Regions from separate parts of the Mus musculus genome. Here all the other regions are linked to region 1. A link is a loop called in an ENCODE intact Hi-C map of the cell type or tissue named here. Cell type or tissue: heart. All regions are shown on one strand.

Evidence for each region. Hi-C counts contacts between places; a loop is a spot of excess contacts. Peaks named below come from ENCODE experiments on the same cell type or tissue, not always from the same donor. Only the 100,000 strongest peaks of a DNase experiment are listed, where the experiment ranks them.
Region 2: it touches region 1 in a loop (2.5-fold over the local background); 2 of 42 quality-filtered maps call a loop at or near these places.
Region 3: it touches region 1 in a loop (8-fold over the local background); 10 of 42 quality-filtered maps call a loop at or near these places.

What each region holds. Positions count from the first base shown.
Region 1 is chr15:98,695,209-98,703,208 of GRCm38, forward strand. It overlaps Gm34152 (a long non-coding RNA gene), which reads right to left and starts at 1,196. Exons shown (of 7, transcript XR_384434.2): 1 at 907-1,196. In heart, a CTCF peak has its summit at 4,388 (motif pointing left); DNase peaks (open chromatin) are centred at 923 and 4,393; H3K4me3 peaks cover 647 bases; H3K27ac peaks cover 468 bases; H3K27me3 peaks cover 3,441 bases.
Region 2 is chr15:98,563,622-98,571,621 of GRCm38, forward strand. Ccnt1 (cyclin T1) reads right to left here and starts at 4,115. Exons shown (of 9, transcript NM_009833.2): 1 at 3,855-4,115; 2 at 1,426-1,507. The coding sequence starts at 4,015. It overlaps 4930415O20Rik (RIKEN cDNA 4930415O20 gene), which reads left to right and starts at 7,383. Exons shown (of 4, transcript NM_001201322.1): 1 at 7,383-7,503. The coding sequence starts at 7,425. 9330020H09Rik (RIKEN cDNA 9330020H09 gene) reads left to right here and starts at 3,703. Exons shown (of 2, transcript NR_028442.1): 1 at 3,703-3,904; 2 at 4,018-7,243. In heart, a CTCF peak has its summit at 3,903; DNase peaks (open chromatin) are centred at 4,200, 5,320 and 6,580; H3K4me3 peaks cover 4,113 bases; H3K27ac peaks cover 2,835 bases.
Region 3 is chr15:98,577,058-98,585,057 of GRCm38, forward strand. The region is part of intron 1 of 4930415O20Rik (RIKEN cDNA 4930415O20 gene); the gene reads left to right. Among named protein-coding and RNA genes, the nearest start is that of 4930415O20Rik, 10 kb to the left of the region's middle. In heart, a CTCF peak has its summit at 3,230 (motif pointing right); a DNase peak (open chromatin) is centred at 3,234; H3K27ac peaks cover 98 bases; H3K27me3 peaks cover 274 bases.

The DNA.
Region 1 (8,000 bases):
TCAATCACTAATTATGAAGATGCCCTACAGGCCTGACTAAAGCCAGATCTTATTGAGGTATTTTCTCAATTGAGGCTCCCTCCTCTCCAACGACTCTAGCTTGTGTTGACCTAAAACTAGACAACACATGATTTAAAACTGGTACCCGTATTAGTATGCACATGTACCTGTACATACTTGAACATGCATGTCCACTCACATGTGAACATGCACACACACAGATCACAGAGCTGGACACAGACCCTGGATTGGAGGCCCAGCACATAGAACAAAGCAAACAAAGCAATTTTATGTCCTCTCCTTCAGGAGACAGGATTGGGTTGAAGACGCTGAGGTTAGCTACCAGAACAATGTCCCTGTTCTGAATGCAACCCTGGCTGCAAAAATCCGGAGTCTATCGTGGTGGCGGCGGCGGCGGTGGCGGCGGCGGCACACGCCTTTAATCCCAGCCAAGGCAGAGGCAGGTGGATCTCTGCCAGGTTGAGGGCAGCCCAGTCAACAGAGAGAAGTTCCAGAACAGCCAGGGTTACCCCGAGAAACCCTGCCTCAAAATACAAAACAAAAAGCAAACAAACACACAAAATCCAGAGAGCTTTGCTGAGGAAGCAGAGGAGCCCTAACTGGCTTTCCTAAAGTTACAGTTTAGCAAGGCTTGGCCCTCAGCCCGCTCAAAGCACAGCCTTCCATCCCTAAACTGAACTTAGCTCAGAGCCCGCAGGGTCATGAGGAAAGGCAGCCAATTGGAGAGTCCCAGCTGGCTCCAGATTCCTAATTCCCAGGAAGGTTTCCTGGAGTCATACAGGGGAAAAACGAGGTAATTCCGTTAATGACGTCCTCATCCGAGCCGTTAAAAAACAACTCCAGGAGAGGATGAGCAATTTATCTAAGATCACCAGCTAGCACCACCTGGTTAGTCGCTGAGAGGGACGGTATCCCAGGCAGACAGGGCTGGCGTGGGTTCTCCACCTGTTTCTTTGCACGTGCCATAGACGGGCTTTGAATACAATCTGGCTACCTCATGAGTGAGGTCTGTCGTTGTGCTCTGTACCGCCCATTCTAATCCCCCAGAGGACGGAGGAGTGGTGGACAATACAGGCAGAGCACGCAGACCCAGAAAGTCCACCAGTGTCGTTGTCTTGTGTCGGGTGGGACTCCAGTCAGACAGCCCAATGTTTGTTCTCTGCCCCTCCCCAGGATCTGCTGCAGAGGATTGTGGGTAACTACCCTGCCCTCTTTGCCCCTCCCACTGTGCGGACCCTAGGAGTCTGGAGTGTATGCTGTGGTGCCCAGACACTGGTCTGGGCACTATCCAGGCTTGCACATGGTAGATGGAATGCTGAGACCCAAGGAGGACAGACTCTAGTGAGATTCACTCTTCACGATACCAAATCCCAGAGCTCCAAGTACCATTCTAGACATGATACTGATGGGTCCCTGTCCCTGCAGAGTTCACCATATCATACAGGGCAGAAAGACAATCCATAGGGCGGGAGAGGTGGCTCAGCTGGTAATGGTGTCTGCTGCCAAGCACAAGGGCCTGATAGTGATATCTAGAACCGACTTAATGGAAGGACAGAACTGACTCTGGGAAGTTGTCCTCAGACCATCAGATGAGCACTGAGGCCTGTGTGTGTGTCCCCACACATACATACATGCATGCACACATTCATACATACAAACATACATATATACATACATGGTAACAAAGCACCTTAAAAACAGCAAAACAGGGCTGGAGAGATGTCTCAGCGGTTAAGAGCACTGACTGCTCTTCCAGAGGTCCTGAGTTCAATTCCCAGCAACCACATGGTGGCTCACAGCCATCTGTAATGGGATACGATGCCCTCTTCTGGTGTGTCTGAAGACAGCAACAGTATATTCATGTACATTAAACGAATAAATAAGTCCTTTTAAAAAACAGCAAAACAATAACAAAAAAAAACCCATGTAAACAAAAATGTAAACCAGAAAAAAATGGTGATGGAGGCCATGTTGAGTACGTGGAAGAGAAGAGCCAGAGGGCCCTTTAATCTGGGCAGATAATGCTTACCTGAGAGCTGCAGGATATAAGGGGTTAACAAGCACAGTCAAGGAAAAGGACATTCCTGGCAGAAGGAACAGCCAGGTGTGTGTCTCATGTGAGTGTACTTGCCTGGGAAGTCTATTTAGTGTATCCTGACATTAAATTTAAATTTAATTAATATTATTTGAATTATATTTTTTTTACATATCCTGGCAACTTTTTAAATTTTAATTTTATGTGTACTTTGTGTGTATCTCATGTCCATAGAGACCAGAGGGTACCCTGGATCCCCAGGAACTGGAGTTACAGATGGCTATGAGCTGCCAAGTGGGTGCTGGGAATTTAAACTGGATCCTCTGCAAAAGCAACGAGTGCTCTTAGCTGCTGAGCCATCTCTGGGCTCTGACTTTTGTGCACTGCCCTTAGTGTTCCAAGGCACTTTAGAGGAAAGATACACATGTCTATATGTATACATCTGTGTTTTAGCTGGTGTCAAGTGCGCTTTGGATGGCAATCTAACATGTATTCATGGGCTGGGTGTTAGCTGTACTGGTAACGTGCTTGCTTGCAGGCGTGAGAACCTGAGTTTGATCCTCCAGGGACCATGTGTTACCCAGATGCAGGTCCCTAGCCTCTGTCTGGGCAGCCTAGCCTTCCTGCTGAGCCCCAGGCCAGTGTGAGGCTGCTTAAAAAACAAGGTAGAAAGTGACTAGGGAGTGACAGCTGAGGTTGTCTTTTAGTGTGTGTGGGCGTGCCCACACACACATTCACATGAGTGCACAAGCGTACCTGACAAAGAATACAAACATACACATCTTTATTAGTGTATTAGTATTAGTGAGGATTCTCTAGGGGAACAGAATTTATAGAATGAACACACATATAATTATATATTAACATATATTATATGATATCTCACACACAACACATATTAGTATACATTAATTTATATATTATTTATTAATTACATATTAATATATAGCTATTTATATGTTTAGTATGTTTATTTATATAGTCATATAAATAAATATATGATGTAAATATGTGTTAAATATGTATTAGTATATATTAATACATAATATACATCAATATATAGTACATATGAATATAATTACATATAATGTATATTAATATGTTATTGTGTCATTATAGACATATCACATATAAACCATGTGTAGAATATAGTTTTATATAGAGATTATATATAAAATTGGATTTTTTTTAAAAAGATTTATTTATTTATTGATTATATGTAAGTACACTGTAGCTGTCTTCAGACACTCCAGAAGAGGGCGTCAGACCTCGTTACGGATGGTTGTGAGCCACCATGTGGTTGCTGGGATTTGAACTTCGGAACTTCGGAAGAGCAGTCGGGTGCTCTCACCCACTGAGCCATCTCACCAGCCCTAAAATTGGATTTTTTTAGATGGCTTACAGATTATGATCCAGCTAGTCCAATAATGTCTGTCTTCCAATGGAAGTTCAAGAATCCAGTCACTGTTTAGCCCATTAGGCTGGGTGTCTTAGCTGGTCTTTAGTAGAGGCCAGAATGCCAAAGACGTAGGCTCTAATGCCAGCCTAATAGCAGCGAATGGACTTAACAGTGAAGGCAAGGGCAAACAGAAAAAGATGAAAGCCCCCTTTTTCCCAGTCCCTTATATAGGCTACCACTAGAAGGTGTGACGCATGTGAAAGGTGGATCTTCAAATCTCAAAAGGTCTGGATTTAAAGTGCCTCTCTGGGACCCGGAGAGATGGCTCAGAGGTTGAGAGCACTGAATGCTCTTCCAGAGATCCTGAGTTCAATTCCTAGCAGCCACATGGTGGCTCAAAACCACCTGTAATGAGATCTGATGCCCCCTTCTGGTGTGTCTGAAGACAGCTACAGTGTACTCACATAAATAAATCTTTTTAAAATAAAAATAAAAAGGAGATAGGACACTTCCCCCTCAAAAACGGTTAGGAATCATCATGCAATCTATAAATATTTGTTCTGATTGTATCTGTGATAGTTGTATACTCAATAAACACACACCGAATGAATGGCTAAGCCTCCCCCTCATTAGGATTTTTTTCAATGGGGGGGAAAAAACAGCAACACTCAAAAAAAAAAAAAAAATCTCGAGAGAAGACTGTGGGAAATTAAGCGTTGATTACTTCAGCCGCCTATCCTGTGACTTTAAGCTCAGCGGAGCCCACCGCTTAAGACCCACACTTCAGGGGCTCTCAACCTTTGCCAGCACCCATCTCCTGTCCTGAAATCCACCGACTGCGCCTTTGCAGCATAACAGCTGAAAAGAACCTGAAGCCAGGGGAGCGAGCCCAGGGCGCCTGGCACGGCTTCTGTGAGGGAGACACTGCCCCCTGCCGGCCGCTCGGCTCGCTCATCCCGGGGAGAGCCAGGCAGTTCAAGCGCGCACCCGTGGGATGCCAGGCAGAGGGGGTGTGGACCGGACGAAACCCCGCACTGGACAGGCTTCCCGCCAGCGACCTGGCTTGAGTCTGGGGAGGCTGTGCTTGCTTCCCTGGGTTCGAGTCTCCCAGGTTAGCGGGGCAGGGGCGAGGCGGCTGTGGAGGTGCTGAAGGAGCTCCAGGGAGGTCCGGTCTCTCAGACTTGGTTTTCTCAAGGGCCCTGCTGCGACACCTTTCCATTCTGAGACAATTCTCTCCAGCGCCTACACTTGGCGAGCGGTGTACCAGCCTCCCCATCACCATGGAAACAGGAGCCTCTGCATCCATCCTAGAGCAGATTCGCGAAGCTATGGGAAGAATCTGGATTTGGGAAAGAGATGAAAAACGCAGAGGGAGGGTCATTAATATTACCGTGGAGCGTGTGCCTTGTGAAGGTGTTGAGAAGACGTTAATGCGTCCTCTCAGACCATCCAAACTGACCACCTTCTCCTGACATAACCTCTAAGCGTCGCTTTCCTCATTTGTTAAATAAAAATAATAGCAGCACTTACTTCACAAGGCTATGGTACGAATCTTGTTAGGTAACGCACACATAACACTTAAGTCAGCCCTTAGCACGTAAGGAATGCTCAAAGATACGGTTATTGGATATGTTTCTGCATACTTATTATTTAGGTATTTATTCTTCCTGCTGCTAAATCGCTAGTCCCTTGATAATAATGCCTTTTGGGCCAGGCATGGTGGTACACAACTGTAATCCCAGCACTTCAGAGGTGGAGGCAGGAGGATCAGGATGTTCCAGGTTAGCCTTAGCTACATAACATGTTCAAAGCCAACCTGGAAATGAAACCTCCATCTTAGGAGGAGGAGGAGGAGGAGGAGGAGGAGGAGGAGGAAGAGGAGGAGGAGGAGGAGGAAGAGGAGGAAGAGGAGGAGGAAGAAAAATAGAAAAATCATAAAATTTCCTGTTTGGTCTCTTCTCTCTGTCTTGTCTCTCTCATGTGTCTTTGTCTCTCTCTTGTGTGTCTCTGTCTCTCTCTTGTGTGTCTCTCTGTCTCTGTCTGTCTGTCTGTGTGTGTGTTTCTCTCTGTTTCTGTCTGTCACTGTCTCTCTGTCTCTCTCTGTCTCTGCCTCTGTGTCAGTCTTTGTCTGTCTCTGTCTGTCTATCTGTCTCCCTCTCTCTCTGTCTGCCTCTGTCTGCCTCTGTGTCTCTCTCTGTCTGCCCCTCTCTATTTGTCTCTCTGTCTGCCTCTGAGTCTCTGTCTGTCTGTCTCTGTCTCTCTGTGTGCTTTGTACAAGCATGAGTATGTAGATCAGCTTGTATAATCATTCCCAGAAATAGAGACCAGGACACATACTGGGCATCTTCCTCTACTGTTCTGTTCTTCTTGCCTTAGGACAGGATCGCTTGTGAACTGGAAGTTCACCATGTTGGCTAGAATAGCTGGCCCACAAGATTTCAGGATCTACCTGGCTTCACCCACAAAACTGGGGTTACAGATACAACACAACCATGACAGCCTTTTTACTTGTGTGTACTAGATTCAAATTCTGGTACTCATGCCTGCAGAGCAGGGGATTTCACCACTGAGCCGTCTCCCTGGCCCTCTGTCTGCTTTTCATCATGGCTATTCCTTGGATTCCCAAATTCTAGCCATGCTTGCCCTGGCACCGTAGGCTGCCACCCCATTTCTCTGAACACTGCGCTCTCCATACAGAGTGTCCTGTGGTTTGCTGTGGACTCTAACCCAGGTCTCTCTCCCCTCTTTGTCTCCATTACCTTCCTCCTTCCAGAAGCTGTGGGATTTTAATAGCTTGCCTACTCTGTGGTTTTTCTCTCAAAATCTAATGAAATGGTCCTCAAGTCTAGGAAGGAAAGAAGAGAGGAAGGAGAGAGGGAGGGAGGCAGGGAGGTTTGGTTCTGTAAAGCCAGCACACAGTACCTGTTTCATTATCTCCTTTTTGTCCCTGCACCCAGCACAATGTCACAATCAGAACCTCATTTTGGTGGCATTAATCCTTGGTGCAAGAGTTTCTACATTAAGTCAACCCTTACATGTGGGCCCCTGGACTTCATCAAAATGGAAGCAAAAACTCTTTACTGAATTTGATAACAAGCCAGGGCTGGGTGCCTAGGAATGGCATTTTGGCTACTGAAGAGGCTAATACAGGAAGATCAAAAATTTAAGGCCTGCCTGAGATGTGGAGTAAATAAATTCAAGGCCAACCTGGGCAAATCTGTAAGGACCTACCAAAAGAAAGAAAGAAAGAGAGAGAGAGAGAGGGGGAGGGAGGGAGGAGAAGGAAGGAAGGAAAGGGGGAAGGAAGGAAGAGAGAGAGAAAGAAAGAAAGAGAGAGAGAAAGAAAGAAAGAAAGAAAGAAAGAAAGAAAGGAAGGAAGGAAGGAAGGAAGGAAGAGGAGGAGGAGGAGGAGGAGCTGAGTGTGGTGGTTCCCCTTTAAGCCATACACTGAGGAAGCAGAGGCAGTTGGATCTCTGACTTTGAGGTCTATCTGATCTAATAGGGTGGTCCAAGTCAACCAGATTTACATAGTGACACCTTGTCTCAAAACAAAACCAAAATGGACTTTAAACAGGACACACACACACATTTACACTTTTTTTTTTTTTGAGGCAGGGTATTATGTAGCTCAGGATAGCTTTGAGTTTTCTATACATTTTATGCTGACCTTGAACTCGAAATCCTCCCAACTGCTGGGGCTTAAACATGTGTTCCACTATCCCTGACTTATGTGACATTAGGAAGAATTATGGGAGATCTAAGTAGAAGAATGTCTAATGATCTTAAGTTAGAAGACGCATTCTCATAGAGCTCCTCAAACTCACTTAGAAATTCCCTGGGATTCCCTTCAAACTCAGGCAGACCGAAAAGACAAGCTGATGCATGAGTTTGTGTAGAAATCAAAGCCCAAAGGATAAGCATGGTGCTCTTTGGAAGGAGAAAGGCTGAGTTCTTTGGTCTAGCATGCATCAGTGACTATAATAAATGTCCAATAATGGAGACAGTGCGCTGTTGGTACAATAATAAACAAATAGCTTCACGGAGCAGAATAAAGGACTTAAACACAACCCAAGTCACGAGTGGATTCTTGATTCGTGGTCAGAATGGAGCGGACCACTGGGAAATGTCTCCAAGGCACAGAGCAGACCCCAGGATCTGACATCAAGGGTGAGGTACAAACATAAGGCAGAAAATAGAAAATAGGGTAGGAACCAACCTTCCTCAGATGCTATGCAGAAGGGGGTGTGGCTTATGTTGTAGCACTCACCTGGCAAATGCCAGACAACCCTGGGCTCCATCCACAGGACAGGAGAACAAGGAGAAGTGAACAGAGGAAGGCTATTATGATGTTCGAATTAAAAATGTCAGTTAATGCTGGGGTGGGGAGAAATTGTGTGAAGGGGGAGAGGACAGTAATCAAGAGGCCCAGTGAGATGGCTTAGTGGGTAACAGGTATTTGCCACCGAGCCTCAAGAACCAGAATTGACTCTGGAAAGCTATCCTTTGACTTCCACTGCTGTGCAGTGTGTGTGTGTGTGTGTGTGT
Region 2 (8,000 bases), 130 kb before region 1:
ACATCTGCAAGAGCAGGCTTCACAGGCCTAACATCAAGGTCACCAGGTTTTAAGCCCTCTTAAATCTAATTTTAATTGATCACAGCTAAATTCAACCTATTAATGTTCTGTAAAGAGGGTGTGCCAATTCCAGAATATACTAAAAAAACAATACTCTAAAGAAGATCAACTACTTGGGACACCAGTTATGGCAGTGTTTGCCTTTAATCTCAGTGCTCAGAAGACAGAGTCAGGTGAATCTCTGAGTTCCAGGCCAGCCAGGGCTGCATAGTGAGGTTGTTTCAGAACAAGAGACAAATAAAAACAAAGGATATGATATTCAAAAGAATGTCTCTGTAAAGAAATAATTATCAGGTCATTAATCCAACCAGTTTACTGCAGGTACTTTGGAAATAATCAGAAGTCTGTCTTGACCAAGATTAACACAAAAGCAATAAGAAAGTAGGTCATTAAATAGGGAAATATATGCTAACACTTAAATGCACACTGAACAACCTGATTTAAGACTTCAAGTCTTTATTACAATAAAAAAAAGTACTTGTCAGGCATGTGCCTCCAGTTCATAATGCCAGTGTTTGGAAATTCAAGCCAGCCAGAACTATATAGTTCAAGTGCAGCCATTAGTACATAGTTAAGAAGAAAAGGAGGAGGAGGAAGAGGAAAAAGGATTAAAAAAAGGAGAGCTGAATGTAGAAAACCCTCAAAATTTCTAAGACAACTAGGAAACTCCTCTTTAATTTCATTCTTCATTAATTACTTCTGTTTCAGTGCTATCAAATAGCCTCAATAAAGGCTAATTGGAACTATGGGAGCTAAGGGCAAAAAAAAAAAAAAAAAAAAAAAAGTCAAAATGACTAATCTAATCACCCAAAATTCGGAGACTTTACTACAGATCAAGAGTTCCCTGTCACTCCTGAACCTGCCTGCCAATTTCCTACATTATAGGAATTATATCTAGCTTCACAGTTTCTCTTCAGTTTGTTAGCATCAAAACAAGACAACTCAAAATGTATTATCTGGGCTGGAGATGGCTCAGTAGTTTTGTTCCCAGTGCCCACTTAGGTGGCTCACAGCACCTAGGTAACTCCAGCTCCAAGGAATTCAATGTCCTCACCTAGCCTCTGAGGGCACTCACACACTCTTACCATTCCCTAACCCAAACACAGGCAAAAATAAAGCCAAGTCCTTTTTTATCCTAAATTTGAAACATGTTTTCTTAAAGACTTTTAAAAATGTTGCAAAACCTAACTTACATTTGTCTTCTTACTCGGAAAGCTATATTTAAATCATGGTTTCTTTTCTAACTTTAAAATAACGAGCCCTAAATTCTAAAATTAAAATCATAGTTCAATAACAACGACCAATCATAAAGTAGGCAGCTACACTCAAACCCAAAGGGATTTCACCATAGAAAATTATACTTACATATCGATGAAACTGTGTAAAAGACTGAATCATGTAGAATCGGTGCATGTATACTATAGCAGTATTGATCGTCAGTTGTGAGCTGAAGTGCTCGAGTTAAGGTTCAGAAGCAGACAATATAATCTCCCCCCAAAGTAACAAATGGCCAAGCTAAACAGATGATCCCACAGGGGAGTAAAACTTAACTCTTCCAACCCAACAGCAGATTCGTTTCCTTCTCTAATGAAATTAACTGCCAATTGACAACATGTGCTCTACCTAACGGGTACTTAATATGAACTTACTGACTGAATAAACAAAACAAGTAGCAAGTTGTAAATCAGTACAAACAAAGCTGCATACGACCTCAGGCTTCCTGTCCTGTCACTTGCCTTCTGCAAAGACGATCCTTTAGCTCAGGACAACTTCATCACATTTACTTTTGGCCATAGCATGAGTATGGTGGTCAGAGGGCAACTTGCAGGAGTCGGTTATCTTCCCACCCGAGTCCCAGGGATGGAATTCAGGCTACCAGGCTTGACGAGAAGTGCCTTTACCCGCTGGGCCATTCTGTCAGGCCAAGAATAACTTTAAAATTTTAAAGTGTATCAGCATTTGCCTGATTCTATGTATGTGCACCAAGGGCATGTCTGGTGCCCACAGAGGTCAGAAGAGGGCATGAGATTACCCTACAACTGCAGCTATAGACGACTGTGGGCTGCCATATAGGCCCTGCCTAAACAGTAAGTGCTTGTAACTGCTGAGCCATCTCTCTAGCCCCACAAAAAATAACTTTTTAAGGATATTTACCAGGCCTTCCCTTACTAGGCTCTTGGAACTTTTCTCTCTCTCACCTTCTTAAACTTCAATAATTAAGTTTTCCAGTTCTACTTTCTTTTGGGGGGGGGCGTGGGGGAGGTGAGGAGGTGGGTGGGCAGTGTTCAAGGCAGGGTTTTTCTATGAATCCTTGACTGTCCTAAAACGTGCTGTGTAGACCAGGCTGGCATCAGAAGTAGAGATCTGCTCACCTCCCCATCCTGAGCAATGGGATTCAAGGTACGCACCACCACACCCTGCTTAGTTCTGATTCCTTCAGGAAATATTACATGACCTCTGAAGTATAAAACCTTTGAAACCATTTGATAGTCATCCACTGAAAATAAACCCCTGCCTTCCTTTGTACGGGTACCATTCCAACCTCCCCAAAACGTAAGAGTACTTATTCCCACAGACCTCAGCAACAGTCTGCATAGAAGTGACAATATGATGGCGGCAAGCTTAAACACACATTTAAAAGGTGCCGTAAACACAGACAGAAACTCAGAGAGGTTTGATCGTGCACTGACCAAATGCTTGGGAAACTGGATTTCAATAGGAGACAACTGGCAATAAAGAGAACACCTATACAACATACAACCTTCAGACTTAAAAACACTAGAGACCTAAACTCTGCACTTTTTTTTCTTTCTTGGAGACAGGGTCTTACATGGAAATTCTGGCCTGCTTCTACTTCTCCAAAGCTCAGATCAAAGGCACAGGACACCAGGCCTAGCCCTCAGCATCACTCTTAAATAAATGCTACATAAGTGGAAGTAAAATAAAAAAAAGAAAAAGAAAAAAAATATATATATATATGGACAACGGAAAGAACTTTAAAACTATTAGTTTTGCCACAAGACTGTATTTTCATAAGAAAAACTGGGAGGGGGGAAATCACTAAACTACATTACCTCTAAATTTTGAAACCTAATGAATAAACTATCACTAGTGCCCAAAGAAGCAAGGACTTAATATTCTGAAAACTACTTTAAGCATACCAACTTGTATATCCCCTCCCCCCAAACCTAAGTTGACATCTTTTTTTCCTCTTAAATTCCATGAAACAGCTACTAGAACGTTTGAATATCAAGCGTGGTGGCAGACATTGGGACATTTTGTTTTAAACGAGAATCTGACAGGTTAGCCAGCTAGTGAGAGAAACGGGCTTGGAACCAAAACTGGGGCAGCAATTCCAGACCACCTTCATAAGTCCTTTGCGTACAGAATTTCCCGAAACCCTTTTTATACACTTTGGGGAGGCAGAGTCGATAGCGAAACGTCCTAAACGGAGCCTTAGGTCACAGCAGAAAGAAGACTCTCAAAAGCCACTAAAACAGGGCAGAATCCAGAGGACGGGGGCTGGGAAGGAGCAGCGAAAACACAAAGACAGGAGAGGTACGAGTCGGCAGCCCGGCCGGTGGCACCGGTGAGCGAGCGGGAAATTGACTCCGCCTCACTTCCCTCGCGCGAACAGTGGCTCGGCCAGCGAGCGCCATTGTGGGTTCTCCCAACTTAGACGCCCAGCTCCTGCCACCACCCCACCCGCTTCTGTCCCCACCAGCGTCGCCGGCCCGGACGTCGAAGCATGGCCGGACGCACTCCGAGGCCGATGGCCTAGGCCGAAAGGATACACGTTCAGACGTTGTCCCATGTCCTGGAGGAGATTGGCCGCCTGCTGGCGGTAAGAGAGTTCTTTATCGGAGTCCACGCCAAAGCGACGCGACGGGCTGTTCTCCAGCTGCTCGCGAGTAAAATACCACCGCTTGTTGTTGTTCTTCCTCTCTCCCTCCATAGTGCTTCAACCAAGAGGCAGCGGCGGGGGCTGCGAGCACTTCCCAGCGTCACCGGAGCGGCGACACACATCCGCCGTGCCGAGACTACTGCGACGTGACGAACTTCCTCCAAGGGGCGACCACCGAGGTTGTGACACACTTCCGCCCAGAAAGCCGAAGATTCCAGCGCCGACTTCCGGAATGACCCCTCCGACACCCCGTAGACGAATCCACAGCCAGTCCGCGGCTAAGAACGGACCGGCGGCCGGGACGCAGGATCCGGTCGTGTGACCGCCAGGTGGGCGGGACTATCTGACGTCGTTCTTTAAAGGTCTCGTCTTTCCGCGCGAGAACTGCGGTAAGGGGGCCTCACCGGCGGGCCTCTAGTTAACGCTCGCTGCGCTTGGCTGGGTAGTTTCCGAGGACGTGCGTGATGGAGGCCCCTTTGTAACACCGGGCTTACGGAAAAAGTGGCAGGGGAAATAGGCGAGACTCTCAGAAAACCGAGAAAGGACGAGACAGTGAGTGGCCCTGCCCCGTGCAGAAACGCGAAAGCCACTAAAAGGTTCCTGGGTTCTTAGCTCCGGCATGGAGAACTCCGGCGCGTTTGGAAACCGCTCTCCTATTTTGTAGCAGCCTTTCCTCCCGTTTCACTGCGGCCAATCATCTGGAAGGAATAAAATCAACGCCACTGAGCTTCGTTTGAGTGTTTGGGGGGGGGGGGTAAAGGGGCCTTTTTTTAAAGATTTATTTATCTTCATTTATGTATATGAGTACTCTGTAGTGGTCTTTAGACAACAGAATTGGGCATCGGATCCCATTACAGATGGTTGTGAGACACCATGTGGTTGCTGAGAATTGAACTCAGGACCTCTGGAAGAGTAGTCAGTGCCCCTACCCGCTGAGCCATCTCTCCAGCCCCGGGTAAAGGGGTCTTTTTCTCTCTTTCCTTTCTTATTTTTGTCATCCCTGGAGCTCAGAGGGGCGTCGGGTTTTGCCCGAGTGCTGGGATTAAAGGCTTGCACCACCACCCCGCCACGCTCAAGGACACCACCGATCGTTTATCGTTTAGGTCTGGAGGCCTTTTTTCTTTTGCATTCTTTTCTCTTTGTCAGTGAAGGCGATAAGCTTGCAGGCTCAGATTCCAAACATCCAGTCAGGGAGGGCCCAAGGTTATGCAAGCTCCCCTGCGCGTCAGGTCAGTAGTTCTAGGAAACCCACCCCGTAGGGAAAGGTTATCAAGCGAAGGAGATCAGGAGATAATTTGTGTCCTGCATTGGGGAGGATTATCAGAAGAAGGAGATCAAGAGATAATTTGTGCTCTGGCCTCACTCCCAGGTCCACTTTGTGAGGTTGTAAAAAGCAAGCTGGGGCCGATGTCCGCCTCAGCCTCCTGGCTGCACCAGGGTGTCTCTGTCCCCGGGCCTCGGTCGCTGCCTTGAACTCGGTATTGATGTTCACACAATCCCAAACTCTAGATCTTTTGTTTACCAAGAGCCCACTGTATCCACCCACTAGCAAGGGGATTGGCAATCAATCTTGAAGATTTGGGGTCTATTTTTTTCGCCAGAAGTCCTCTGGGAAATGTGTCTGCATAAATGAGGGTCCCCTCGAGGTGGCTTAGCAGGTAGGAGAGGCTGCTGTCAACTCTGGTGTGAATTCAATCCCCGAGAACCCCCCCCCCCCATCATAGATCGAGGAGAACTGACTCTAGCCAGTTATCCCCTGACGACCTCAAGTGCCCCAAGGCTAAATAGTTTAGAAGCCCAAAAGTATCCTAGGATCTGCTCATGGATGAATCAAAACTGCCTCTACCATGTGGAAAGTTACCACCAGCACCATGTGGAAATTTTCTAAGTTCAAGGCCTCTGTTAAGTCGCAGCCCCGCTCCAGCTTTCCAACCTGAGCGGGATATTTACCTGGGATACATAACAAGAGCCAGGACTACATAGAGAGATCCTGTCTCCAAAAAAAATAAATTATATATATAAAAAAAGAAGTTCCCATGTTTTATGTATGTCACTGTCTCTTTTTTCAGTTTTTTCCTCTCATATACACCCCAACTGCAGTTTCTCCTCCCAGTCTTCCCCAGCCTCCCCTCTCCAAGATTCCTTCTTCAGGGAGTTTTTTTAATTTAAAAACTTGAGTGTATATACATGTGCTGTGCATACACAACATAGCTTTCACATGCCTCAGTGTAAGGCTAGACATCAGAGGATAATTCTAGAGCGTCCTTTCTACCACAGGACCATGTTTACCAAAGATTAAACATGGGTCATCAGGCTCAACTCAGACACCTTTACTCAACCGAGCCATCTCACACACCCTCAAAGCCTTTTGAGATAGGATTTTCACTGTAACAGCCCTAGCTGTCCTGCAGGCAGGCAGATCTCTGAGTTTGAGGACCAGCCTGGTCTACTTCATGAGTTCCAAGACACGGTAAAACCCTGTCTCAAAAGGGGAGGGCTTGGGAGGATGCTGATAGATAGGGAATGCCACCTGGCTACCGTACACAGCAGCTCACTACAGCTGTGCTTACCTGCACCAGTCAGGCCAGTGAAGAGTCCAGCAAGGACAGGACAGGGGTGATGGCTGCTGAGGGGAAAGTGACCACTGGCCAGTTGCCCATGACCCCACACCCATGTGCAGCTAGGCAGCACTAACTAGAGTCACTGAATAGGGAAAGGAGGCCATGCAGTTAGGAAGGACAAAATGGAGGGCATCTGGGGGAGATGGAAGAGGTGGGGGTGGATGCAGATGATCAAAATACATTGCACAAAGTTCTCAAAGGATGACAGCAGTTTTTTTAAAAGGTAATGAGCAAAAAAAGAAAAAACAAAAAATAAAAGGTAATGAGCCTGCAGGCCATCAGTGTTAGCTCACACTTTTAATCCAGGACTTGGGAGGCAGAGGCAGGTGGATCTCTTAGTTAAAGGCCAGTCTGGTCTACAGAGTGAATTCTTGGACAACCAGAGAAACCCTGTCTCCAAAAAAAAGAGAGAGAGAGAGAGAGAGAGAGAAAGTGTGTGTGTGTGTGCACTGCAATTTGAATGTAACGTAAATTAATTAAACAACTCGATAAGCCCGGCTGTGCTGGCACACACCTTTAGTCTCAGCACTCAGGAGGCAGAGAGATTGGTGGGTCTCTGTGAGTTTGAGACCATCCTAGTCTATATAACAAGTTTCAAGATAGCTAAGGCTACATAGAGAAACTCTGTCTTGAAAATAAAAGAAAAAGTAATGATCCTTGATACCTCAAGCTTCCTGGAATTATTTAGCTCACGCAGTTGCAGCTCCATGGAGAACCCACAAATCCTGTGCTCTACTGGACAAAGGAACTGCCAGTTACGGTAACGCTCCAAGCCTTTACCATGGTTACTAGAACCTGGAGCTCCAGTGTAGACATTCTAAAGAGAAGGGGATGCTGAGATGGCTTTCTTCAACTTATATCTACTAGGATATCAACATTACTTTCAGAGTAAAAAGAGAAACACAGCTCAAGAAACAAGTAAGGAGGACTCAGCACGGTGGGCAGAGGGCCATGCCTTTCCTAAGAGAGTCTTAGCCACTTCCGAGTCATTTCCTTTCTGAGCAGAGTTAGAGATGTTCTTTCATGACCAATTGTTAGCACAGTTAAGTTTGCACAGCAGGGACAGCCGCCACTCAGCTCCACTTCCTGTTACTTCATAGCATTATTAAGATACATAGTTTGAGCCAGCCAGCACTCAGGAGGCAGAGGCAGGTGGATCTCTGTGAGTTCGATTCCCAGCAACCACATGGTGGCTCACAACCACCCGTAATGGGATCCAATGCCCTCTTCTGGTGTGTCTGAAGACAGTGTCAGTGTACTCACATACATAAAGTAAATAAATCTTTTTTAAAACGTTGAAAGCATAAAGGTGGAGGAGAAAGGATCTCCGGTAGAACGGAACGGAAATGTAATGAAGGACAGACATTAAGTGTGGCAAGGCACTGAGCAAGGCATTGTGGGATGGGGAAGCGGAG
Region 3 (8,000 bases), 120 kb before region 1:
GCCTGCCTGGTGCTCACAGGGATCTGCCTGCCTCTTCCATGTCCCGGTGTTAGGATTAAAGCTGTATGCCAAGATGATTGCTTATTTTAGCAGAATTGAGAAAGAAGAAAGATAAACTCATAGGAGCAATCTATCATTTTTAAAAAACATTTTTGGTGACATAATTTAAAATTTTTAAAATTTAAGACTAGTGCGAGGAAGTTCTCTATGCCCTTTGCCCTAGTTAGCTACGTGTCATCATTCTGCCTGGCTTGGCTTTGTTTCTTATCCAGTTGGCTTTTTTGAGGTTAAAAATAATTTCTCATACTCTCTTTACCCTGTTTCTGTCTGTCTGTCTGTCTTACTTTCTCTTTTCTTTTCTCTTCTTTTCTTTTCTTTTCTTTTCTTTTCTCCCTTCCTTCCTTCTTTTCTTTCTCTCTCTCTCTCTTTCTTTCTTTCTTTCTTTCTTTCTTTCTCTCTCTCTCTCTCTCTCTCTCCCTCCCTCCTTCCTTCCTTTCCTCTTTCTTTTCTTTTTTCTTTCTTTCTCTCTTTCTTTCTCACTCTCTTTTTCTCTCTTTCTTCCTTCTTTCTTTCTTCCTTCCTTTTTCCATTTTGAGACACGGTCTCAATATGTATTTCCACCTGTCCTAGAACTAGCTATGTAAACCAGGCTGGCTCAGACTCACAGAGATCCTCCTGCCTCTGGCTCAGAAATGCTAGGATTAAAAGTGTGAGCCACTACACCCTGCCTGTTTGCATTTCGTAAGAACTATCACCCAGATACAGTTATTCATCGTCATTCTGCCCATCCGTGCTTTGTCTGTAAGTGAACCTATTAACTGCACAGATACAGTTTAGCAAACCGTTAGCGCTCCTGTGTCATCTAATTACCTGCAGCCCAATATTCCTGTTCTGCCAGTTGTCACATTAATGTCCTTACAGCAAAATGTTTCCTCAAGGGTCTAATTAAGGCTTGAGCTCTGCACTTAATGAGCATAGCCCTTCGGTCTCCTCTAATGTGGCCTGGTTCTGCTGCCTCTGTTTCATGGCACTGATGTTTTTGTAGTGTGCATACAGGACATTTTGCAGCATGATCCTTAATTTGGGAATGTACAATGATTCTTGGAATTAGATCTGGCCTAAGCATTGGGGGTGGGAGTGATAAATGACATCAGTACTTCCCATGGTTCAGTGACTGATGCTAAGGACATAACACCTCCATCATTCATTTATTCCATCCTATCCCTCAGGCTCTCTCAGGCTCGATTGCTCCTCACACCAAATGGGTACACTATAATTGGTTCTAAGAGACATACGATTTACAGAATTTTTTTAAAGATTTATTTATTCTATATATGTGAGTACACTGTAGCTGTCTTCAGACACACCAGAAGAAGGCATCAGATCCCATTACAGATGGTTGTGACCCACCATGTGCTTGCTGGGAATTGAACTCAGGACCTCTGGAAGAGCAGTCAGTGCTCTTACCCGCTGAGCCATCTCTCCAGTAATTTACAGAATTTTTATTTTAGTATATTGTTACTATCTTATTGTTAGTTATTAATTTCCTCGTGTTCATGCTCTATAGGTTAAACCTTACTACAGGGATGTATATACAGGAAAACCATGGTCCATACAGAGTACAGCGCTGCCCACAGTCTAAGGCATTGACTGAGGAACTTAGTGCATACTTCCTGAAGACAAAGGGGGACAATGTACTTCCACCCATGCAGCCTGACCCTTGTTCTGACCACATGCACTCAGGCTTCAACCTGCTCGGCCAGCTCAGAGCAGCCACACTCTGATGTGGCCCTTCAGCCAGCCACACCGGCATCTCTGTAAGAGAACCTATTTAATAGTCGTCTTCCCAAACACTTACTACCATGGGATATTTTTATCACAATTTTTTCTTTGAAGGATGATTTTTTTTCTCCCTCTCCTAGTGGGTGTGAGTGTATTAAAACATTCAACTCAAAAAAAGCTCCTCTTGTTCCCTTATTACAGTCTTAATGAAAACTCACTGAGTTGAGTCAACACAGTCAGATATTCCTCCAGTCCCGAATCCTTCCTTTCTTTTCCTCCTGATTAAAAAAATAAAACAAACCCACAGGACTTGGAGAGATGGCTCAGTAGTTAAGAACACTGGCTTCTCTTCCTGAGGACCTGGGTTCAGTTCCCAGAATGCACTTGGCAGCTCACAATCATCTGTAACTCTAGATCCAGGCAATCCCGATGTCCTCCTCTGGTCTCCATGGACACAGAAGGCATGAGGTGTTCATACTCTCAGGCACACACAGACACATTAAACCTCTTTTTAAAATATGCAAAGAGGACAGGGACAGGGAGCAAGCTTCGATCCGTCCTTAACAGGCAGAGCCTCAGTTTCATGTGGCACCCAGGGTTGTGTGGCCTGAAAGAGCCAACACTACACAGGTCCAAAGTGCTTCTGACCCCTTACCAGCAAATGGAGGTGATGGTCTACCTTTTTCTCATAGAGATTAAACAGTAGGAGCTGAGGGTGGTGGCTCATGCTGTAATCCCAGCACTTGGGAGGCTGGAACAGCTCAACCCAGGCTAGGCAGTGAGTTAGCTTCATGTAGAATATAGATGAACTGGGAGGTGGCTGACTGTGTACCACACTTGTGAGGAGAACCTGACAGCCTGAGATTCAATCTTTTTTTTTTTTTAAAGGGAACATTTTTTTAAATTATTTATTTATTATATGTAAGTACACTGTAGCTGTCTTCAGACACTCCAGAAGAGGGCGCCAGATATTGTTACAGATGGTTGTGAGCCACCATGTGGTTGCTGGGATTTGAACTCAGGACCTCTGGAAGAGCAGTCAGTGCTCTTAACCGCTGAGCCATCTCTCCAGCCCCCCTGAGATTCAATCTTAAGAGCATACCTAAAAGCCTGATGCAGGAGTGCACACTCCTGTCACGCCCCAGGGAGGAGATAGGAGAGTCTGACAGCACAGGTAAGCCTAACATATGCAGAGGCCAGCAACAAGAGAGACCGTGTCTCTAACAAGGTGTAAGGCAAGACACACACACACACACACACACACACACACACACACACACACACCTGTAGAGGAAGGGAAAGGAGGAAGGAAGGACATACCTTCAACCCTGCCTGCCATGTCCCCTGCTCAATCTTAGGCTTCTTGGTCTCTCTGAGCCACCTGACTGGTGACTGATCCACTTGCTGAGAACCAAGACATGCTCGCCTGTAAACTCCAGCAGAGGGCACTGTAGTTCCAGCTTTTCAAACAGGAGCATGTGTGGCACAGTTCAGCCAACAGTGGCCTTGGCCAGGGACCCTCTGTGTGCCTTTGTACATAGGACAACTGTATGGAGCTGTATCCTGAAACCACACACACTTATAACCACCACAAGCCATCAAGTTTCATCCATGAAACTAGACAGGGAGCTGTCCATGTGCCTCCCAACCAGCGATGAAGCCTCCAGAGTCGGCCCACTTCCACACTGGTGACTTTATAGCAGCAGAGGGGCCACTTTTCCTCAGCCTTTCCTCCATGCTTTTCCTTACTGGGACTGGTCCGGCTCACTGGGAGAGCGACCTACTAAGTTCCACTCTTTCCTGCTTCCGGTGCTGACTTTCAGAAATTACATCCTACATTTAGTAGAGCTCAGAGACCATGTGCTCTCCCTCTGGATTAATATTTCATATCTTCCATCCAACTCAAGGTTGAGTTTAGGTAAGCAGTCACATCTGTGCATATCTCTCTCTCTTTAATTATTTATTTCTCTTTATTTATTTATTTATTTTATGTATATGAGTATACTGTAGCTGTCTTCAGACACACCAGAAGAGGGCATCGGATCCCATTACAGATGGTTGTGAGCCACCATGTGGTTGCTGGGAATTGAACTCAGGACCTCTAGAAGAGCAGCCAGTGCTCTTAACCACTGAGCCATCTTTCCAGCATATCTGTATACATCTCTAAGGAGTCTGATGCTGTCAGTCCAAGTCCTCTGTCTCTCCTCTATGTGGAAACCTCCACATAGCTATTTCAAGATGCAGTTGTGTATGATCAGAAAGAGAATCTCTGGATCCAAGCAATTCAGGGGAAACTCATGTTTCTACCTCAACCACAGGCAAATGACTTAAATTCTCTGTTTTTGTTTTTGTTTGTTTGTTTTAAGTCCCTACTTATTAGGGGACACATGAGTATTGGCTATCTTTATCTCTAGGAAATCCACTTTACCTAAGTAGTCTGAAGCATTAAGTCGCTCTGCGGCTCATGCCCCATCTGCTTCCCCTACATTCAGAATGAGCAGGCACACCACTAAAGGAAGACACAAAAGCACGAAACTGGCCTTGCATGGCAAACTTACCCTGAGAATATGGTTCCCTGGGCCCCTGCTTCTGTCCCTTTCCTCCCGAAGCACAGATAATGACCTTGCGTCATCAGGGAAGACAGAAAGTACAGATAGCCCTTCGAACACACGTCAGCAAATCATCTTAATATCCCCAGGCCAATACCATTGGATATGACCTCGATAGGGATAATTTTCAAATTAAAAATAGGTTTGTGTGTATGTCTGCTCTATGTGTATATGATGTCTCTGTGTGTGTGTGTGTGCACTTGTGTGTGTGTGTGCGTGTGTGTATGAGTAGGCCTGTGCTCACACGGAAGCTGGAGGAGAGCCCGGGATGTCCTACCGTTCTCTCTACCTTGATCTTTTGAGGCAAGGGCTCCTGAAGAACTTGGAACTCCCACTTTTTGACTAGAATTGCAGCCAGCAAACATCAGCGATCCCCCTGTTTATTATGTCTCCTCTGTGTTGGAGTTACAGGCATGAACGCATGCGGCCCCACCCAGCCTTGTCAGTGTGAGGATATTAAACTCTGGTTCTCAAGTTAGCAGAGCGAGCTAACAGTCCTGACTACTGGGCCAGCCAGCCCAGAAGTCATAGTGGTTTTATGTACAATACCATAACATTTTCTCTCATCCTGACCTCATATGAATTTCCCATTAAGTGGTATTACCATTTGTAAACCAGCAAGACCAAGACAATTGCAAGTACTGTATAATGACTGTTGCCATTAGAACCTGTAACCAACCCTTAACCTAGAAGTCAGACTTCAAGGAGTTACCGAGTCTGTGAATAACTAGATACTAGAGCCATCCCCTGCTCACATGACAACCTATAAGACTGAAAACTCTGCATCATTAGTTAGGATGAGACCAAGATCCACCCAAGCACTCTCGTATCATCCAGGATGTCTTCAAAGTGCAGTCAATGCATTAAATGTACTCTTGTGGCAACTCCCAACATATGGCCCGATGCTAGAAGAAGCTATTCACGGTCCCTCCTATTTCCTCAGGAATCACGTGTCTCTTACCCACCCTTCGTGCCGGCACCTTCCAAACCTGGGCAGGCTGGGGAAGCTATAAGCTACCAAGGATATCTCCCAGTTTGACAAGAAAGAAAAAAAGAAAAAAGAAAAACAAAACCACAGGAACCTTGGGAGCAAGGTGCATGCTCGACTCAAGTGGCAGGCATCCAAGTGGGTGAGACTGTCGCGCAGACTCCAGACACAGCTCCCGTCCATATGGGAGGCTGAGAGCGAGCCTGCTGCTTGGGCTCTTTGACATAACAGAGAACATCATCTGGTTGCATCTTAAGAAACAGTCTGATGCCTGGAGACCAGAAGGTGCTCTTGCTGTCACCTGCATTTAAAAACCATAATTTACTCTCAGCCCAGATTCCCAACACCCACCAGAAACATGCCCACGATTACTCCTCAATTCACAACAATTTGTCCAAGAACGTATTGCTACTTTTACTTTGCCCGAGGCTGAACAACCAGGCTCAAATGGTAGCATTGCCAGAAGCAACCCCTCATTGCTGGCACCCACGATGAAGTGCAGACCAGCCCCTGCTGCAGGCCAGCATCCCAGAACAGCGCTGTAGCAGAGCTATCAGAATGGCCAGCCCCTCTTACATCTGCAGCTTCACAGAGGTGACATCTAAACTGTTCCTCACTCCAGTGGGGTCCTCTGTCCTAGGATGTTAAAGATTTCATTTGGAGGACAACATGGAGAGGCGAGGAGAGAGATGCTGAGGGAGTGAGGCAGAGCTAGGGAGAGGAGGAAAAGAGTCAGGGATTGGGAAAGAACACCACAGAAGCAACATCGAGGCGATGAGTCAGCCATCTTCAACAGTTTCCAGAGAGAAGGGTAAATACTGATCTTGTCCCTGACAAGCACTAATAAGAAGGAAAAAATAAAAATCTGAGGGAGTGGGTCAGAGCCACGGCTCCCGGAGAACAGAACAGAGACACGGAGAAAGGTGAAAAGCTGCGCCTTATTAGGGGCCTGGCTACGGGAGAAGAGGTCAGGGCCCGGCTTCTTTACAGCTTGGGTGACAAACTGTGTGGAACAGCCAAAAGAAATCTTGGAACAACCCTAGACAATGCCCTTCTTTTCACCCCTGACCAAGCCATGCTGTCCTGCATCTTAAAAGTTGTCACATCCACTCCAGAGCAGACACTGTTGCACTGGACATTACGGTGAGCACTGCTGGCCCCAGCCACTCAGTCCTGCCGGCTGCTGGGAGAAACAGGATGTAATGTTGTTTGGTGCCCATCACTGGTAAAAGCTCTGAATGGACACAGCTTCCTTGCAAAACCATCTTTAGCTCAAAATCTAGACCACGAGGCTGGAGAGATGGCTCAGCGGTTAAGAGCACTGACTGCTCTTCCAGAGGTCCTGAGTTCAATTCCCAGCAATCACATGGTGCCTCACAGCCACCTATAATGGAATCTGATGCCCTTTTCTGGTGTGTCAGAAGACAGCTACAGTGTAGTTACATATAATAATAAATAAATCTTTAAAAATAAAATAAAATAGAATGAATGAATGAATGAATGAATAAACAAACAAACAAATAAATAAATAAATAAATAAATCTTAAAAAAAAACAAAAACAAAAAACAAAACTAGTCCACAGCTTAAATTTCCACACTGGGGAGGCAAAGGCAAGCAGATCTCTGTGAGTTCAAGACCAGCCTGATCTATACAAGTTTCAACACAGCCAGGGCTACAGTGAAATAGTGTCCCAAATATAAATAAACAAACAAACAAACAAATAAATAAATAAAATCTAGATGTGTTTGATGTAAGCTTAGCCTGCTTCCTTTGCTTTGAGAGGTCCAGTGAAGGAGAGCTGGTCTTCTTTGTGAAGCACAAGATCTACTTTATAAGAGATAATTCCAAAACACAACCACCTTGTACCCACTGTGAAACCTTTCTGGGTCCCCCAACCCCCCACCCCTGAAGCTGGTCCCTCTCCACATCACCACATCACCCAGCATTCTAGATTCCAATCAATCAACAGAGTGTTCTCTCTCTCTCTCTCTCTCTCTCTCTCTCTCTCTCTCTCTCTCTCCCCTCTCCCTTCTCCCCCCTCTCTCCTCTCCCCTCTCTCTCCTCTCCCCCTCCCCCCTCTCTCCTCTACCCCCCCTCTCCTCTCCCCCCTCTCTCCTCTCTCCCCTCCCCTCTCTCTTCTCCCCCCCTCCCCTCTCCCCCCTCTCTCCTCTCCCCCCCTCTCCTCTCCCCCCTCTCTCCTCTCCCCCCTCCCCTCTCTCCTCTCCCCTCTCTCTCCTCTCCCCTCTCCCTCCCCTCTCTCCTCTCCCCCTCTCCTCTCCCCTCTCCCCCTCTCTCCTCTCCCCTCTCCCTCCCCTCTCTCCTCTCCCCCCCTCTCCTCTCCCCTCTCCTCCCTCTCTCCTATCTCTCTCCTTTCCCCTCTCCTTCTCTCCCTCTCCCTCTCACAGCTCTCATCCTGCTGCCTGAAGCACCTTCCTAATTCTCCCCTAGCCCCCGATTGCTCATCTTCCAGGACTTAGCAGCCTGACTTCCCCTTTCAGACCCATTTGTTCTATGCCAGTGTCAGGCTTGGGAAAGTCTATGCCTGTTTGCACCTGCATTGGTCCTAACTATCTATCCAGTCTCCTGGGTCCAGTGGAAAGCCATTCAAAATCTGGGAGTC